2 separate regions of the Homo sapiens genome follow, and region 1 is linked to region 2. A link is an interaction called in ENCODE POLR2A ChIA-PET data of the cell type or tissue named here. Cell type or tissue: GM12878. All regions are shown on one strand. Each heading gives the region's core, and the rest is flanking DNA. Links, peaks and the distances in the headings are about the cores only.

What was found. Peaks named below come from ENCODE experiments on the same cell type or tissue, not always from the same donor. Only the 100,000 strongest peaks of a DNase experiment are listed, where the experiment ranks them.
Region 1: POLR2A ChIA-PET joins it to region 2 with 5 read pairs; 3 of 35 experiments call an interaction of 5 or more read pairs at or near these places.

Annotation. Positions count from the first base shown.
Region 1 is chr5:133,013,560-133,016,366 of GRCh38, forward strand. The region is part of intron 2 of ZCCHC10 (zinc finger CCHC-type containing 10); the gene reads right to left. Among named protein-coding and RNA genes, the nearest start is that of ZCCHC10, 12 kb to the right of the region's middle. In GM12878, for the core only: no CTCF peak of the experiment used is centred there; no DNase peak of the experiment used is centred there.
Region 2 is chr5:133,323,605-133,326,411 of GRCh38, forward strand. The region is part of intron 4 of FSTL4 (follistatin like 4); the gene reads right to left. Among named protein-coding and RNA genes, the nearest start is that of CTB-3M24.3, 63 kb to the right of the region's middle. In GM12878, for the core only: no CTCF peak of the experiment used is centred there; a DNase peak (open chromatin) is centred at 1,803.

The sequences.
Region 1 (2,807 bases), core at 75-2,574, 310 kb before region 2:
AAAAATACAAAAATTAGCTGGGCATGGTGGTGCGCGCCTGTAGTCCCACCTACTTGGGAGGCTGAGGCAGGAGAATCGCTTGAACCCAGGTGGCGGATGCTGTGGCCAGCCAAGATTGCGCCACTGCATTCCAGCCTGGGCAACAAAGCAAGACTCCATCTCAAACAATATATATATATGTAGGAAAAGAAACATCCATCCACTATTGATAAGAATACAAATTGGTACAACTATTTTGGGAAAAAAAAAAGCCTCAAAAACAACCATTTACTATAGTTGAAAAGATATGCTTACTCTATGGCCCAGCAATTCTACTTGTATGCAATAGAAATCTATGCACAAGTATACCAAAAAATATTTACAATATTGCTTTTCCTTTATGTATTATAGCTTTTAAAAATTTTCAGTCACAACCTTACAGAAAAGTTCTAACTCTGTTTCAAATAATTATTTTTCCTGAATCATTTGTAAGCTGCCCACTTGATTCCTCATCAACCCAGAATATTTTCCTGCATATTTTCTGTAAACTAGAACTTTCTCCTATATATCAATCAAAATCAAGAAATTAATGTTGATACATTCCTACTATTTACTCTTTTTTTTTTTTTTTTTTTTTTGAGACGGAGTTTTGCTCTTGTTGCCCAGGCTGGAGTGCAATGGCGCGATTTCAGCTCGCTACAACCTCCGCCTCCCAGGTTCAAGCAATTCTCCTGCCTCAGCCTCCCCAGTAGCTGGGATTACAGGCATGTGCCACCACGCCTGGCTAATTTTTTTTTGTATTTTTAGTAAAGGGGGGGTTTCCTCCATGTTGGTCAGGCTGGTCTTGAACTCCTGACCTCAGATGATCCGCCCACCCCAGCCTCCCAAAGTGCTGGGATTACAGGCGTGAGCCACCGCGCCCAGACCTATTTATTCTTTAGACCACACCTAAGTTGCATCAAATGTCTTAACGTCCCGTATAGCAAATTCAGTTCAGCACCACAGTTGCACTTGTCACATTTCTTTAGTCTCCTTCAGTAGGGAAGAGTTCCTCAGTCACGTCTTGCTTTTCATGATCTTGACACTTTTAGAAGATTGCAAGCCAGGTATCTTCACAGTGTGCTTCAATTTGAGTTGGAAAATTTGCTTCCAAGCCCACTCATGTGGCTATTTGCAGAAGGCTTTAGTTCCTTGCCATGTTGGCCTTTCCACAGTGCTTACAACACAGCTTCGCCCAGAGTGAATGACCAAGACCATCAGTTTTGCTGTATTCTACTGATCACACAGACCAACCATGGTATAATGCGTGATTACACAAGGGTGTACCAGGAGACAGAGATCATCATAGTCCATCTTAGAGGCTGGCTATCACATCTGATATCTCTGAGTATCTTTGGCAGGAATAAAACAGAAGTGATGCTGTGTACTTCTCATTGTATCCTATCAGGTTAACATAAGATTTCAATTTGTTTTATTACTGATGATGTTCACTTTGATCCCTTGATTAAGGAGTGCCTACCAGACTTCGCCACTGTGAGGTTTTTTTTTTTTTTTTTTTGAGACTAAGTCTTGCTCTGTCACCCAGGCTGGAGTGCAGTGGCGTGATCTCAGCTCACTGCAGCCTCTGCCTCCTGGGCTCAAGAGATTCTCCTGCCTCAGCCTACTGAGTAGCTGGGATTACAGGTGCGCACCACCACACTCAGCTAATTTTTGTATTTTTAGCAGATACAGGGTTTCACCATGTTGGCCAGGATGGTCTCGAACTCCTAACCTCAAGTGATCTGGCTGACTTGGCCTCCCAAAGTGCTGGGATTACAGGCAGAAGCCACCGCGTTTGGCCTGTAAAGTTACTTTTCATCCTTTTGTAATTGTGGCAGTTTTAAAATATGTTCACAAATTTTGTGGAATTGTAATTCCCCTCTCCTTGGGTGTGGCTTGGACTTCACAACTTGCTTCCAACTAACAGAATGAAGCAAGGTGAGGGAGTGTGACTTTGAAGACTAGGTCAAGTAGCTGCCATGTCATGAAGTTACTCAAGCAGCCTCCACAATGACCCATGTGGCAAGGAACCTTACCCTGCTGTCAATAGCCATGTAAGTGAACCATCTTGGAAGCAGATTCCCAGTTCTGGTCAAGCCTTCAGATAACTGCTGCCCCTGCCAACATCCTGATCACAACCACATGGGAGAGACTGAGTCAGAACCACTCGCCTAGGTCACTCCTCAATTCCTGACCCAGGGAAACTGTGAATTGATATTTATTGTTATAAGCCACTAAATTTTAGGAGTAATCTGTTACACAGCAATTGATAACTAATAATTATTTTGTGGGCTAATACTTGAAAATCCATAAATATCCTACTCCTCATTAAATATTTAGTTCCTTTATTCATGAGTGTGGATTAATGTTTTTCCATTTTATTCAATGGGTTATAATCCATCACCATCTTTTAGTCTGAGGCTCAAATTGTCACAGTTTTGGTCAGTGGGAGCTCCTTCAAGCTGGATTATGTGTTCTTTTGACATGGCTCCTTTATTATTTGGGTATTTCCTTGATTTCTGGTACAACAACAAAAAAATATAGGCTCAGTTTGTATTTTCCCTGCTCCAGCCTGAAACCAGCCATTTCTCCAAGGTGATCTGATAATGTTTGGAGCCAACATGGGGGCACACACGTGCTTGCTGTTACTGGGACATTGCGCTCCAGTTAGTGTCAGTGGACAGAGCTAGGGAACACACACACCTACTCACCTGTCAAATATACATACTTACATCTATATTTAATATTTTGAAAACCATGATTTCACACTGATAATTTTAATTCTAACC
Region 2 (2,807 bases), core at 304-2,803:
CATTGGCAGGCTCTGTGAAGGGCTCAGCCACCTTCCTGCCAGCCTGGGTGCCCTCCATGCCACAGGGCTGGCCTGGCCAGCCCCTGGCCCTGGCCTCAGGCTCCTTGCCAGCACATGCGTGGGGCTCCTCCTGCTCCCAGACCAGGCCTGCTTTGGCAGATAAAATATTGATCAGCTTGCCGAGGAGCCCAGAGTGTGATCCTATTTTCATGTCAGAACTTGGTAATGAACTACATTTATCAAGCCCGTTCTCCATGAGAAAGGTCAGTCGCAGATCCGGCTAAGTTGTTATGACACCTCATTAATCTAGTTCCCTCAATAATTGTCCCTCTTTGAAGATTCTAATGTTCTCTCATTCCCACTGCACTCCCTTCACACAGAGGAAGATGATTATAGCAGGAGAACAGGCACATCCACATTTAATTTTTGAGCAAAGGGAGATAGGTAGCAGGTAGCAGTCTCTGGAATTAAATGTCCATCAAAGAAACACTTTCTATTGCAAAACAAAGGGAAGCAAGGGAGACATTGTAAATATTCCATCAGCCACTTGTGCCCCTGCCAGACTGTGCTCAAAGGGACCATCTTCATTCTGTGGCAGGTGAAGCTCCTGTAAAAGGCGTGGGTGGGGCTGGGAGACTCCGAAGAGTCAAGGGGAGGGAGGCGTTGTGTAATGTGGGCAATGTGGAAAGTGCTACACAGGCTGTCGGGAGCTCAGATTCTGAGAGGGAGACAGGCCATGTGGTCAAGGCCCAAGCCTTGGATCCCAGGGGTGAGGCACCTGCATGGTGGTGGGGCGGGAAAGTGGGCTCTCTCTTGCTGCCCCGTCCTACTCTCTCACTGCAAGGTGTTTCTTCACCAACTCCTTCAGCCTCCCTCGCCTAACACACCAATCCTGCCTAACGGGCACCCTCGTGTGCTGCCCTGTTCTCTCTTGCCAGCCTTCTCCAGCCTTCAATTTCTGTGACTTTTTCATCCACTGTGGATCATCAGGCTCCCTGTTAGACTGTGAGCTCCTCCAGTGCAGTGGGGCCTTGCTTACAGGTGTACCCCCAGCACCTGGCCCAGCATCCACACATAGAAGGGGCTCATTCAGTGTCTGTTACCGGTATGACTGTGGAAGACAGGTGGCAGGTGGGCTTGGAGAGTGGCTACGGCCCTGCCCTGAAGAGGAGACAATCCCAGCCACCCTGCACCATGGTGACGGGTCTGGATCTCTGAAGGGGGCTAGTGCCTGTGTCACCCATCATGTCAGTTCCTTGGGGGGCATGCTGACCATGTGGTACATGTGGCCATGCTCACTGAAGCCCAGACCTCCATACCTCACCCAGTGGGGACAACCCAAAACCTGCAATGCTGTTCCCATGGAGTGAACTCCAGCATGGCCAGGCTAGGGGTGGTGGCAAGGTGGTCTCTGGACACTAGGTTGCATAGAAGTGTGGTGGGCACAAGGCAGCTGCCTGGGAATTGCTTCTGGAGAGGAGGAGGAAAGCTTCTGCCCTCTTGTCTTGGCATTGCTGGTCAGGAGAGCCGTGGATCACCCTGTGAAGAGGCCAGCTGAGCGCCCTGTGCTTGAAACAGCCACCCAGGTAAGGAGGCCTGTGGATGAATTTGGCTATGGCATAGCTTCAGGAAAGACCCTGTTTTTTGCCCCGGCTCTGATCAGTAAATGAACAGAGCCGACCCTGTGGACCATCTGTGTTCTTGGGGACAGCTTTATACACAGGCAGAATGTGGGGTCAAGGTGGGTGGGGGGAATCCCCAGGCCACTATAAGACCACAGCCCCATGAGTCTCCGGGGTGCTGGAATCTCCCTTCTTGGGGTCACTCTACTCTCAGGAGTCCCCCTTTGAAGAATATCCAAAATGTACTGGAGAGGGGAACGCAGGACATGGCTCAACATCATGAAAGAGCTCAGCTGCCACTGCTGGAAGCAATCCCTTTGGGGAAGGGGGCGTGGACCTAGGGGCAAAGGCATGGGGAAGAAAGACTTGCCTGGGTGGGGGATGGTGGGTCTGCTCTGAATGCCAACAAATGGGGTGAGGATCTCTCTTCCCAAACCAGACACAGGCCATCCCTGCAGAAACCACATAGTAACCAGCCACTCTCTGGAGCTGCAGTCACTGGGCTCCAGCCCCTCTTCAACCTGGCAGGGTGGCTAGAGCTCAGATCCCCAAACCTCACCTGAGAACCCCCCCAGAGAGGCCCAGGGGAGAGACAGGACATGCCCCCATCCTCTTGGCTGCCTGTCCCCCAGACATTAGCAACACTGGTTCCCACACTTTCCCCATTAGCCTGGTAAGTCATGTCATGTGCTGCCCCAGCAAAGCTTCGATCTTCACCACCAAAGCAAAAACCTGGCTTAATTGTCTGGCACCCATGTTATATAGCTCAGTGCGGCTGCGTTACAGGGGCCTCAGTTGTGATGTGTCATTCTGAGGTCTATTTTGAAACTGCTAAGCTGCGCAAAGAACAAGCAGGATTTTACTCCCAGCTCTAATTTAGGAGCTGCCGTAACTTTGCTGGAGTTTAGCTTAAGAGGAACAGATGTTTAACTTGATGTAAATTCATGAACATTAACAATCTTTCTGCTGCCATTTCTGGGAAAATTCAATTAACAATAAATGCCAAAACCAATGGGCTTATCTTTAAGATATATTTTAGCTAACATGATGTCGTTTCACTGACAGTGTTGACTGAGCCACAAAACTCTGAAAATTCCAAGAGACTGTTACACACATATGATACAGTCTTCTCACAATCCCCAAACAAACATGGACAGGTGTACTGGAAGTCGTGCCACTTGGTAA